2 separate regions of the Homo sapiens genome follow, and region 1 is linked to region 2. The links are chromatin loops, found by intact Hi-C in ENCODE. Cell type or tissue: IMR-90. All regions are shown on one strand. Links, peaks and the distances in the headings refer to the core of each region. The heading gives the core; the rest is flanking DNA. Region 1 overlaps HSPH1 (heat shock protein family H (Hsp110) member 1). Region 2 has its middle 72 kb from the start of LINC01066.

Region 1 (4,000 bases), core at 1-4,000, 80 kb after region 2:
AGGTTTATCCACAAACTTACATCAGTGTCTGGGTTTTCTGGTGGTCTCTGATTCAGACACTCCATGTCAGCTTCAGAAGACATTTCATTCTCCTCAGTTGGGACTTTCTCCACCATAGATGCCGTAGAGATGGTGAAAATGCCATGGGTGTTGACTCGCACTTTGACTTTTACTCTAGATTTTTCTCCATCTTTCTGTGCAGAAACATTCTGAACTACAAAGCGGCCTAGAACAACAACAACAAAAATCACAAAATCACAATTTATTTAGAATTAAGTCTAAATCTCTGTAGAGGAGGCCAGGTGGGTGGTTCATGTCTGTAATCCCAGCACTTTGGGAGGCCGTGGTGGGTCACTTGAGCCCAAGAGTTTGAGACCAGCCTGGGCAAGATAGTGAGATCTGTCTCTACAAAAAAAATACAAATTAAAAAAATGAATAATAAATTAGCCGAGCACAGTGGCATGCGCCTGTAGTCCCAGCTACTCAGGAGTCTGAGGCGGGAGGACTCCTTGAGCCCAAGAGTTCAAGGTAGCATTGAGCTATGATCACATCACTGCACTTCAGCCTGGTGACAAAGTGAGACCGTGTCTCTTAATAAATCAATAAAAATCTATCTGTGTAAAGGAGACAGATAAGAAAAATACAAAGGCTAAAAAAATAACACTTGAGAACTGCTATTGTAAAATCTTCTACCTAGTCTTTACCAAATTGAAGTCCTCTAATATATACTATAACTATGACCTCTTAAAATATATACACTTGAAATTAATCTTAGCATGCCATAAAAACTTTCAAAGGTAAGGGCACTCTTATAACTATTTTAACACTAGGCAAACACTGAATCTAAGATACTGATAACAAGCAGTCCTTGTCTCCTCCTACCCTACTTCTCCAGATGGGTGAGCACAAACTGGACATGAAAATTTGTTTGCAAGCATAAGGAAGATGATAGCAAGCACATGCTGAATTTTAATCCTATAACCTTTTAAAGAGTACCATTCTCTTGGTTAAATAATCAAAACATTTAGCTGTTTTAAATAAGGGAGGTGAGCCAAAATCTGTATGAAAGCCTGAAATTATTATGTACAATACAGTGGGGTTCCAGAACATTACTAATGGTTAAAAGTGTAGACTTTAATCCAGACTGTCTGGGCTTGAATCCTGGCTGTGTGACCTGTTACAAAAGTTACCTTTCTATACCTCTGAGGATTAAGTACAGTGAGCACTTACTACAGAACCAAGTGCTAGGTGTAAGTTATAGCCACAAGTAAGTACTGTTACTCCAGAGACCACTGAGTCAAAAATAAGTATTTTGAACCTATTATGTGCAAAGCTCTAAATGGAATTTAACTGCCTAGTATTTAAAGTGCTGTCTATATAAACACACAGAACTATAGATTTAATTACAATGTCACTGAAAGATGAAGGAATACACCTTGATTAATTGTCAAATCAGTAGTTCAGGAAATATTTGCCAAAAGATCCATCTATCTAAAGAAACAGCATTTACTCTGGAAAGTGGGATGTAAGATGGCTCAAGCATGTACGACGTTTTCAGTTTCAATCAAACATGAAAAATTAGATGCCATGCCAAAGAGCTGGGATTTTATCTTCCACACAGTAACGAGTTAATGCACAGATTCCAATTTATCAAAATCTTACAAGTCTACATGCAATGATTTCTTTTCCTAAAAATAAATTCATGAAAACTGTTTTTAACAATACACCACAACTCTGGGTCAGAACATTTTAGCCTTTAAAGTAGTAAGAAAGAAAACACAACTGATCAGGTTGGACTCCTTCAAACAATTTATTTATGAAAAGGTGTGAGGCAAGGGTACGTCCTGAAAAGACCTAGCAATATTGGCAAATTTCACCTATGGTCTGGGAAAGAGAGTTACTATGGGTAAAAGTAGATGGATGGTGTCAAGTGTCCCCCCAAAATATGTACCAAAAAAAACTTATCTTTAGAAAAGATAACACAAAGGTACACTTGAGAAGTAGATTCACAATGGTCGCTGACTCAGGTTTTAAATTAGAAGTAACAGACTGCAAATTACACTTAATCTAGAGAAAAAGTTAGTATTAAAAGCACGGATAATCCTTTATATACAGACTGTATCAGAACAGTGAAAATATTAAAGTGTTCATATATATATACACACACACATACTTTTAAGTAACAGCAGAACTCCAAGTAACAGAACTACCAAGTCATTCTATCTCTAGACCAGCTGACTCCTCAATAAAATGAAGATATTTCTCCATCACCATTATTCTAAACAGAAAATGTCTTCACACAGAATTATGTTCCCCTCAACATTACTAAGAATAAGACAACTTTTAAAGTTTGTACAATGAGTGAGAAGCTAAGTCTTTAACTAAAAGAGTAAAATATACACAATGAACTCCTTACCTATTTTTGCTTCTGGATATGGAACTCCTTGGGGATCAGAATAGAAAGCTTCTAGCTCAAAAGGCCCCCTTCTCAGAAAGGTGAGAACTTTGGAGAAAGGAGCAGCATGGTTTCGACTAAAGACTTCATGAACACTAGAGAGAAAAGAAAAAGGCATTCAGCAGATGAAGAACTTAAAATATGCTTACTGTGCTACACAAACAGAAAAGAGGCTTTCTAAAATCTTTATCAATTCTATCTCATCATTTACAATACCAAAATGAGAGAAATATTTTGGTAGATTTGGTTGTTCAAAGATTCCAGGTAAATTAATGACTACTAGAGAAGTCATTTGTTAATGACTCTACTAGAGAAGTCATTTGTTAATTTTTCTTCTTTACATTATAGTATCTGAATGTTATTTTCTGCTACATACCCTTCAGTATCTTCTGAATCATGGTTCCAGATCAGAGATATTGGAAAAGGAACTGCATCTGTGACGGAAAATTCTCTAACTTTAAATGCCGGGGAAAGTATTGCACACTTAAAAAAAAAAAAAAAAATCATGAGCACATGAACACTTCCCAGTCATCTTTTAATATAAAACTCAATTCCAATGGATGGACAGGGTTTTCAAAAAAAAAAAAAAAAAACAACTCACATTCCAGAATTGTTTCCAGTATATTTCATCTAAACAAAGAATTTATTTTACCATCTAAATACTATGCCAATTACTAGGTACAAAGACAAATAATATATCTTAGGATAACGACAATTAATCAATAACAGGTTTCACAGGGGATTAGGAAAAAAGCCTGGTCTTTCTAGAAATGCCTTGCTGATAGCAATTTCAAATTGTATCACTTTTGAATATGTATAATACATACATACATGAACAGTTCTGTCTACACTGCTTTCCAAATGTCTGAGAAACCCCCCAAAGGGCCATAATGTTCATATTTTTAAGTAATTTTGTAAATGAAGCAAGCAATGGTAAATTCAAATTTGGGAAAGGCAACACCCAACAGATAGGTGGACAATTCCCTATTTAGACAGGACATATAAAAATAACTAAATAGATGATTAAGCTAAATAGACCAAAAAAGTCAATTCATCATTTACTATAGGATCCTTCAAAAGAGAGGCCAAAATTAGCTCTACTTCTGAAGAAAATATAAACTTCCATCATTTGAAGGAATCAGTTAATTAAGGAGGCATATTCCATTATGAAGAAAAAAGCAAAAACAAAAACCCCATAGAACAGGATGGATAATACAATGGATTATTATTAATATTTAGTATCTACATATTCTTCCTTTTATAAGTATACAAAGGCAGTCAGTCACTCTAAATACCTTTGTTTACAGAATCCTGTTTCATATTTTAAAAACTGCTACTAGCTTAAAACTCAAATGTTAACTTGAAACTTTATTTAAAACTATATTTAGATCTTGACTATAATATCCTAAATATAAACTAATTATTTTCTTTTTTTAACCGAATAACTTCTAGATTTGGTGTTTTTCACCAAACTAACTTCATGCTTCTGGGCTGCCTTTTTATCTGATAAGCAGATTAAAAATCAATTTGGGGATAAGAGAGGGT
Region 2 (10,415 bases), core at 2,602-6,601:
CAGGTTATATCTACTGTAACATATTCACTCATCTCAAAGGATCCCTCACAACTCTAAAACAGTCCCACAATTCTATGATTTGTTGAACCATGGGAATGTCCATTGTAGACTATTATGTATAGTTAATCCATCCGTTATGAATGTTTTAAGCTGCAATCCAGACTGCCTGGGTTTGAATCCTCATCCTGCTACTTGCTAACTTTGGCAAGATACTTATCTTTCTGTGTCTCAGTTTCCTCATCCCTAAAAAAGGAATAATGAATAGTGCTTATCTCATAGAGTTATGTTTAAGAGGAAATGGATCAAGAGGCCAGGAGTGGTGGCTCATGCCTGTAATCCCAGCACTTTGGGAGGCTGATGTGGTTGGAGCACACACTTCAGGTCAAAAGTTTGAGATCAGTCTGGCCAACATGGCAAACCCCTGTCTCTACTAAAAATACAAAAATTAGCTTACTGTGGTGGCAGGCACCTGTAATCCCAGCTACCAGGGAGGCTGAGGCAGGAGAATCACTTAAACCTGGGAGGTGGAGGTTGCGGTGAGCCAAGATCCTGCCACTGCACTCCAGCTTGGGCCACAGAGCAAGACTCTGTTTCAAAAATAAACAAGTAAATGGATCAATAACTATAAAGGTATAAAGTTCTTGGAACAGTGCTTGACACATAATAAGAACTTAATAAATGTTTGCTATTATTAAGTAACAGGGAAAAATGACTCATAGAGAATAAAAGGGTTTTCTTTTAACAAACATGTCCGGATATAGGTGGTTGCCCACATGGGTTTAGCTGATTAATGATGTAGTCAAGAGTTTTGAGTCTTCATCCTCTCATTTCACCATCCTTAGCCTCTTGACTTTTTGTCTTTCACACTGTGGCCTCAGGGTCTCAAAATGGCTGCTGTAGCTCCAGACATCTCAATTGTGTTTGGAATCAGGATGAAGAGTGCCAACCAGGGGAGAGGAAAACCAGACAGACAGACACACACACACATACACATACAGAGAGAGGAAAGAGAGGATGTATGTCTCACACTAGTTTCACATTTTATTAGACAAGAAAAAGTTTTCCCAGAGCTCCTCCGCTGATTTCACTTCATTTCACTGGCCAGAACTGGGTCACAATAGGCCCCTGAGATTAGGAGATCTGTGCCTTGATTTTGTTGGGAAGAGGTGGACATCCATGGCGTCTTCCACAGTTCATCATTCCTCATTGCACCAACTGCTTTGTTCCTGCCTTGGCCATGGAAAGGACAGCCTGTCTCAGAGCCCTCATTTGAGTTAATCAATTATTCAAGAACTTTTATGACATGGGACTTCACAGATGCCACCATTTGCCTTCATACATGTTGACTACAAGCAAAGTCCACTTCTTTGTGGGACTGACTTCAAAAGTGCAATATCATATTTTGAAAGGCCGCTCAAGCCCTTACTGGAACACACAGGTTAGTCCTTGGAGCCCTCACCCAGTCAGTTTGTTGAGTCCTCCTCACTGCTGGGGCTCGTGGGACTCTAAAGGAAGCACACTTGCCTTCAGGCTGTACACATCTTATGAGAAAATAAGAGCAGCACACATCAAAAATGGCAGCTACATGCTCGACTTTTCTGGAATCCAGAAAAGAGAGAGCTCAAATGGTCTGGCATATGCAGAGAGGCCCTGAGGATGATTATTGAGGCCTCCGAGAATGAGAAGAATTATATGAGTGAAGGCTATGGGGGCAGGGGGTGATTCCTGACCTAAAAGAGCCTGAGAAAAGGCTCCTAGTTAGAATGAGAAGGATGTGTGATGGTGAGTCATTCTCATCTTTTGAGATTTTTATGTTTTTCCCCTTAGAACTTGGAAGAAGATGCCCAAAATTAAGAACATGCCAAACATTACCATTAACAATGCGGTGCCCTCTCCAAATATAAACTATATCCATTGGAAAGTGCATGGAGACTGGGTTACTCAGGTAAAAAAAAAAAAAAAAGTAAAAGTAAGCTAGAATTTGTGGTAGGATGAGGTGGCTCATGTCTGTAATCCCAGCACTTTGGGAAGGCAAAGAGGAAAGATCTCTTGAGGATAACATGGCAAGACCCCGTCTCTACAAAAAATGTCTTTAAATTAGCCAGGTGCGGTGGTCTACATTTGTAGTCTCAGCTATTTGGGAGGCTAAGGCAGGAGAATCACTTGAGCCCAGGAGTTGGAGGTTATCTGGAGCTATGATCACACTCCTGCACTCCAATCTGAGTGACAGAGTGAAATATTATCTCTGGAAAAAAAAAAAAAAAGAATTTTCCAGCCTGTCCTCTGTCTCTCTCCAGATATATCCCACAAGCAGTCAAATAAATAAGAAATAGTAAGTATTCTTTAATAAGTCACTGCTGGTCTGGAGATAACTTCTCAAACCTAGCTGAAAACAAAAATAAATATTCCGTGAAATACACAGAATAGTATAAAGAATGATACACATCTGTTTTTCTGAAGCTAGTGAAATTAATCAGTTTGAGTTTTGTGCTGTGATTGGCTTGGGAGGGCCTTATCCCAGGTGTCTTTTGAGTCCGAAGGTAGCAGATGGCGTTTCCTTCCTCATGTTGGAGTAAGAGGCAACTCAAATGGCCAGAGTGTCTTAGGACCAGTAATGTGATTACCAATGTGAGATTGACTCCCTGAGACTTCTATTGGCTCTGAGAAGCTATATTTGTATTTCTCAAATGCATAAAGAAGCAAGACAGTGTCCTTTATGTCAAGAGAGCCCAGAAACCACGTGCAGAGTGGACATGGCAGCCGAAGGAACAGGAGGGGAGCAGTGTCCCGAGGATGGCTGTGATGAGAGCAGCCAGTGGGGGAGCACGGTCTCATGCCCACGCCTCTTAACTCTGTCTAAACACATCAGGCTTCGGCCAGGCAGAGAAGGTTCTTAATTATGAAGCCATATGTAAGAAAAGAGTGGTGGGAAATACAATACAATGAAAGGAAAAACGGAAACATCACCAAACATTTGATAAGTGAAAAGGAAAATTAAAGGGAAAGGAAAATTAAAGGGAAAGAAAAATTGGGCCAAGAAAATAGCATTTGTCTAAAAGATGAAAACCAACAAAGTGAATACAAAGAGAAGAAAATTAAGTACCAATCCTGCAATAGAACAGAAATGTGAATTAAGAAAGCTAGGTACAAAAAGAAAACAATAACCTGAAAAAAGAAGAAAGAAAAAAAACAAAACAATAATCTGAATAAACAAGCATACGTAGTAATATGACATGTTTCTCAAGGGTAGCTGGAATGTAGAATGGGGTTCTTTTTTCTTCAACTTTATTGAGGTACAATTTATATCATAAAATTCACTCATTTAAATGTACAGTTTATAAGTGTAATGAGTTGTGCAAGTATTACCATAATCCAATTTTAGAACATTTCCATGACCCTGATAAGATTCCCTCCTGTAGAGATGGGTTCTTGCTATGTTGCCCAGGCTGGTCTCAAACTCCTGGACTCAAGCAATCCTCCTGCCTCAGCCTCCCAAAGTGCTGGGATTACAGGTGTGAACCACTGGCTCCCAGCCACACCCATATTCCTAATAAGGACTTCTGCTGGGAAAGGTGGTCTGAGAGGAGAGGAGCTCCTCAAACCCCACGGAATCTGGTCCCATGCAGCTAAGACTGCCCCTGGCCCTTTCTCAGGGTCCTGCCCAAAAGCCCTGGTTCCCTAATTCCCGCACATTTGTTCCAGAGTCCAGCTCTTGATTTTCAAAGACGGGGGTCGGGGGCAGTTTTATTCCTCCCGGTACGATATTCAGCATAGCCTCCAATTTAAAAATGAGTTCTAGGGAAGGACAAATTGTTTTCTCTGTAAAAGCCCTGCGGCTATGCAGGCAACATTCAGATTTTCTCAGAAAAATCTAAAATAGCCAGTAGAAACTTGAACACGGACTGTCAGAAAGGATACCCAGGCATTGTCTGTTCTAGTGTTCTCCTCAAGCGAGTGTAACGGGAAGAGACCATCACCCACTCCACACTCCACCAGGCTACCTACACGGGTCTGCCCACACAGACGTGTGCTTTTTTGAAACGTTCCTATCTTTTGAGCAAGTGGTTCCTTTCTTCCTCATGAAATGCATTTTGAAAGAATGCTTTAGACGTTTTTACAAACTCTTGTGACCTGTGGGGTGATTTTATTAATTAGCATTTTCTCACTTTTTTATTTCTAGCTGAACTACTAGGATTCTATGAAAGCTGTCATTTCCAGCTCCATCCATGGGCCCAGCGCTCTAGTAATAGGTACTGCTTTTACGCCTATCATGCTTGTGATATGCTCTTTTGGGGTGTTGGGTCCTCGGATGGCTCCCATCTTTGTAGTTTCAGCATTGCGACAGGCATCCCACACTCTGCTAATAACTCCCAGTGCAGCTCAAAAATGTAGCATCCTCCACTGCTTAGTTTGCCTTTAGTTTCATAAGCTTCACACCACGTGGCCGCCAGGGAGGCAGAGTGAGGGAGGGCACTCCTACCACGGGCTTCACACACACTGAGAGCTCCATTACTGTATGTTGACTTGAAATCAAAGCAAAATCCACTGCAAGTCATGTCAGGCTATACCATTTGAGCACCCCTAATGTGCTACATTATGTGAAATATACAGTGATATTGACATGGACGGTTGATATGGGGCATTTGTATGAAATGGAATTTGGAAATTTTTAGAAAATTTTAAGAAAGGCATGCTGGATGTGAGAGCCATAAGTGAAAGCCCAGAACCTGAAGACACGCCGAGTTTCTGGAAGATAGACTTAGAGCAAGTGAATTCCCAGAAAGGCCCAGGGAGAACCCAGCTTCTGACTCACCCTCAATCTTACAGCCCCCAGTGAATCACTAAGTCTGGGCATGGACTTTACCAAGCTGATCTCAGGTCAAAGGAGTGGGGAGGGTGGCAGGGTGAGGCTGTGCTATTCATGTGGGAGTCAGTTTGTCTGGACTAGACTGAGGACACACTCCCTCAGCACCTGGTAGACTTTAAGAGGTCAGACTGATCCAAATTTGAACCAGGAATCGAATGCCTTTACGATGGACCATTCCGTGGATCCCAGGAATCCCTGAAATGGATGCAGACCTCTGGCCAGCCCTGGATCTTCCTAACTGGAATGCTTACTTAAGGGCAGGCACTGTACAAAGTGCCTTACATGTATTACGTTATTTAATCTCCATAACAACCTTATGATTTACAACCCACTTACTATTCACTCCATCTCACAGGTAAGAAAACTAAAGTACAGAATAGTTAAGGCATTTCTTGGGGCCTTTCCCCCCACCACCCCCTACACTGCATTGAGAAAAACCCAGCTCAAACTGACTTGAACAAAAAGGAGAATTTTTTGGACAGCTTATATAACACAGGAAGGGCAGAAAAGCAGCTCCACAGAACAGGGACTCCAATGCTGCTTCATCTCTGTTCCTCCCTCACCTGATTCCCTCTGCACACCGCTCCCCTCAGAGGGCCATGAGCCTTTGCCCTGCTAAACTGCACAGGGACTGGCTGATGCTCTTGGTCCTCAACCACCCCAGGAAGGGTCCTGTTGAACCAGTCTGGCTCAGGGACAATGATGATTCAGCTAACCTAGAAGAGCAGGGGTGGGACGATTCAACTAACCCAGAAGATTAGAGTACAGGAGGGGTGCACTCTCCACAAACAGGGACAGGGAGGGGAGGTTCATTGACGACAGAAAACATGAAGAATGGTACCCTGAGTCACACAACTCAGCTATGGAAGGCTGGGCACATGAACCTCATCTGTCTCCAGAGCCTGTGCATTTAACCCTGGGGCCCACAGCAGGGGCATTACTTGGGCATGTGTTAGAAAGGCAGGGCCTCAGGCCCCACCCCAGAACTGCTAAAGCAGATTCTACCTTTGAGAACACCTGTGGGTGACTTGTGTGTGCATGAGGCATTCTTTAATCACAATAATCTATCATGATGCTTCCTAACAACTTGTCTCTTGAAGACCTTCTTAATTTTTCACACTTACTGTATTAAACTTTATATTCATATTGTGAAGCTTTCGAGAGTATGTTGGAAAGCCCCATCCAGATAGCCAATGTCACTATCATCACATTTAATTTTCAGTTGATACTGATGATGATTCTTTACATGTGTTTGGCTTACTAATTTTAAGTAATTTTCATGTTTGTCAGTGACTCTAAGTCTTGGGTGCCCACTGGAATCATCTGGGGACTTTATAACAGCTCGTTCCCTGGGTTTTATGCTCAGAGATTCTGATCTAATTGGCCTGGGCATTGAGACTTTTAAAAGCCCCTGCAGCGATTCTAATACACAGCCAAGAGCAAAAACCATTATTCAAGGGGGTACAGCCCAGGTATCTGTATTTTTTAGGCACTTCCCAGTGACTTTAGTTCGTAGCCAAGGTCAAGGACCACTCACATGCATTACATGATTTCGTCTTCATGGTATCCCATTGGGTATGAATTGTGCTCATCACCATTTTACAGATGAGGAAACTTAAGCCCAGATAAATTTGCCCACAAGGTCACTTAGCTGAAAGAGAAGGAACTGGGACTCGACTCCAGTTTTTCTGACCCCCAAAGCCAGGATCCCACCTGCCATCCCCTAGACTTGGGCTGTTAAAGCCCTTCAGGTTCCGGGACTTATACTGGGACAGCCTAGTATCAAAGGGAGATTCTGGCCCTGGAGCAGAATAAATCTCTGATCCCAGGAAAAGGAAATGTTATTATTCATCCCTAGGGCATTGAGAAGGTGTAACCTGAGAAAGCTGCCTGAGTTGCTGCCTTTGGTCATCTTTAGGATCTTTGGTTGGGCTCCCTGCCTACCTGAGCAAAAGCAGAAACAGCAGCAGCAGCAGCAACAGAAGACAGGAATCCCTGAAGAGCCCAAACACAGATGGTCCTGCCTGCTGCCCGGCCAGGCCCACCCACTGGGGAGGAGGCAGAAGCAGAGAAGGTCAGCGTTGTGAATTTATAATGGAGAGGATGGTAATGACTTGGGTCACTCTTGCTGGAGATCTTCTCCAGATATTTCATTCACTGGGATTTTCTTCCCTTTTTTCCTAACTGTAACTATCTTTTAGTTACCTTCTCTCCCTCCTCTCCTCCTCCTCCCAGCTCCACTCACCAGCCCCACCCCTGGACTTTAAGGGCCTGGTTTGAACTCACCAAGTGGTGCATTTGTAATGCACAAAATAGTTAACACCATTTTAAGCGACTCAGCAGTCAGCCACCCACACAATGACGCCAGCCATTTCTTTTTTGATGCCTTCCAGCCTAGTGGTGCCTGAGCATTTCTGAGCCTTTGAGAAGGCTGAAATCCTAGTTTTCTCCTTCTTTTTATCTTTTAAAATCTAGTCCCATTTGCCACTGAACATCTGAACATCATGGAGGATATGTAACAACTCATGCCCAAGGTGTCAGCCTTCCGTGGAATATCACCTTGTCGCTTTCCTGCTAGAAGTCTGCTCTGAGCCCCCTCCAGCTCTCTGGTTTATGGCCTAGGAGTGCACATCACATTATCTTTCAAGGAAAGCATCCTTTATAAAGTTCTGATTCACTGACATTTAAGTCACCAAAGTGTTAGAAAGAGATACTCAGTGGTCAAAGAGATTGTTGGGAACACTCATTAGACTTCCTTGGAACTAAGAAATTCGGTTTTCCAGAAAGATAATGGATTGTGTCCTAAGAAATGGAAATTCAGCCTTTGGAGGCTGAAGCAGCTCAAAATCCAGTATTTGTTTGGACACATCAAAAGCAATGACTTCAGAACAAGAAAGTCTTAGTTTTAGCCCCAGCTCAGCCACTAACAGAGCTGTGATGTTAGGCCTCAGTTTCCCCTCTGGCTCAATCAGACAATTGGGTGTGAGCTCTGAGGACCCTTCTAACTCAGATGCAGACTCCTTCTTCTAAAGAAAGTGTTCTGTCCATCTCTTCTTCCTTCTCACATCACAGAAACCTGAGGTCACTACAATTGCTTACAGCTCTAAACTATTATGATTTCATTGAACAAGTCTCTCTTGAGAACTAGACAATCAGACTGTAGAAAGGATTCATGCGGATCGACATCATTCTAGTGACTTTTTGTTGAGTATTTACCATGTGCCAGGCACCATGCTAAGATGAGATACTGAAGCTCAGAAAGCCTTTGGAGTGAAACTCCTGGCAAAAGTTGCCTAGACTCAACCTTCCCAATTCCTCTCCCCACATTCTCTCTAGGAACCCCTCCAACCTACTCTGTGTCCCCACAATGCCACCAAAACCACTCTCATAAGAGTCACCAGTGCCCCTCCTGTTGCTAAATCCACCTACCAATCTTCATCTCATCTGTTGTCAGCATTTGAAGCACCTAATCACCCAGGCTTTCTTCATATACTTCTCTCACTTGAGTTCAAAACCCCAACCTGTCTTGGTTTTCCTTCTCTCCCCTGGTTGCTGCTTCTCTGTCTCCCTTCCTCATCCCTCCACATCTCCCTGACTTGATGTTGGAGCCCCCAGAGTTCAGTCCTCGTTCATCTCTGCTTCCATGTCTGCATCACTCTCTTACTGATATCTCCCAGTATCATTGGTATCTGTCAGCTCCAAATTTGTATCTCTAGCCCAGGTCTCTCCCTGAATCTCAGCCTGGTGTTTCCAGTGATCTTGGCTCACACATGGTTACCTGCACTTGGATAGATAATGGAAGTCAAAATGAATTCCAAACCCGAAACCCAGATCTTCTCCCTCAAACCTGTTCCACCAACTTCCCTGTCTCAGTTGGGGCTAAATCCGTCCTTGCGGTTGCTCAGGCCAAAAACCTAGTGGCCACCTTTGACTTTTCTCTCCTACAACCTGCATTCTACTGTTGGTTCCACAGTCATAATATACCCAGAACCTGCCCTCTTCTCTCCAGCACCGCTGCTACCATCTAGTACCATCATGATCTTCTCTTTTCTGGATTTCAGCAAGCACCTCCTCGCTGGTCTCCCTGCTTCCATCCTGCCCCTTCAGCCTATTCTCTCACAGCAGCCATGGAGATCCTATAAAACTATAGGCCCAAGCCCTCCAGATCCACCAATGGGCCCCATCTCACTCAAACTAAAAGCCAGAGTCTCCCAGGGCCTGTGTGACTCACCCCATTCCTTCCCTTTCTGGCCTCGTCTCTGACCTCTGTTCCTCGCTCACTCACTCCCAGCCACTCCAGTCTCTTTAAATATATTTAGGGCCTTTCCACAGTTTCTCCCCTCTGTGTGGAAGATTCCCCCTGCAAATATCCACAAAGCTTACTCCCTTGCCTTTTTCAAGTCTGCTCAAATGTGACTTCTCAATGAGGCGGACTCTGCTCACTTTATTATCTGTTGGAAATGCCCACCCCCTAGTTCTTGGCATTCCCAATCCTCCTTACTTGTTCTATCCTTGTTTAAATCCATTCATCTAATCACCTTCTCATATACTATATTGTTTACCTGTTGTGTTTGCTGTTTATGGTCTGTCTTCCCTCAAAGACAGGGATTCTTGTCTGTTTTGTACACTGTTGTGTCTCAAGTGCTTAGAATAGTGCATGGCACATAATAGATGCTCAATCAATACTTGTTGAATGAATGTGTTTGTGAAGTTAAAATTCAGAGCTACACCCATCTCTCTCCCAAAGCAGTGGTCGGAAGCAGCACACTCTGGGAAAGCCACAGGTAGGGACAAGCCCATCAGGGGTTTCCTCCTGTGCCTGTCTCATATCTCCCCATTCCCCCGATATGGTTTGGATTTGTACCCCTGCCCAAATCTCATGTCCAGTTGTAATCCCCAGTGTTGGAGGAGGGGCCTGGTGGGAGGTGATTGGATCATAGAGGTGGATTTCCCTTGTGCTGTTTTCAGGATAGTGAGATCTCTCATGAGATCTGCTTGTTTAAAAGTGTGTAGCACCTCCCCCTGCTCTCTATTCTTTCCCTGGCCATGTAAGATGTGCCTACTTCCCCTTCCACCATGATTGTAAGTTTCCTGAGGCCTCCCCAGCCATGTGGAACTGTGAGTCAATTAAACCTCTTTCCTTTATAAATTACCCAGTCTCGGGTAATTCTTTACAGCAATGTGAGAACAAACTAATCCACTCCCTACCCCCAGTGTGTCCCCACGGCTCCCTGTGCCCATATCACTGCCATCGCCAGGAGTATGTGTATGTCCACTATGTACCATGGCATCAGAATCCCACCCCTAATTGGTTACTGGAGGGTCATAACCCTGTCAGGAGCAAGAGGGGTGACTCACCCCATTCCCATGGCTCCCTTTGGAGAGTTCCTGTCCCCACTTCAGGTGACAGCCCTTCCACAGCACCTCCTAGACTTTAAAACTTGGCTTAAGGTCAGCCACCTATTCCCAAATAGGTTTACCTCAGGCGAGGAGGGGAAATGGTGATAGAAGAAACCAACAATTGCATAGAGAGCTCTGCAGTCAGGAA

What was found. A loop is a pair of places that touch in the nucleus more often than their neighbours do. Peaks named below come from ENCODE experiments on the same cell type or tissue, not always from the same donor. Only the 100,000 strongest peaks of a DNase experiment are listed, where the experiment ranks them.
Region 1: it touches region 2 in a loop (2.4-fold over the local background); 1 of 110 quality-filtered maps calls a loop at or near these places.

Annotation. Positions count from the first base shown.
Region 1 is chr13:31,145,543-31,149,542 of GRCh38, forward strand. HSPH1 (heat shock protein family H (Hsp110) member 1) reads right to left here. Exons shown (of 18, transcript NM_006644.4): 9 at 2,832-2,938; 10 at 2,417-2,550; 11 at 21-226. Among named protein-coding and RNA genes, the nearest start is that of HSPH1, 14 kb to the right of the region's middle. In IMR-90, for the core only: no CTCF peak of the experiment used is centred there; no DNase peak of the experiment used is centred there.
Region 2 is chr13:31,063,151-31,073,565 of GRCh38, forward strand. No RefSeq gene overlaps it. Among named protein-coding and RNA genes, the nearest start is that of LINC01066, 72 kb to the left of the region's middle. In IMR-90, for the core only: no CTCF peak of the experiment used is centred there; a DNase peak (open chromatin) is centred at 4,841.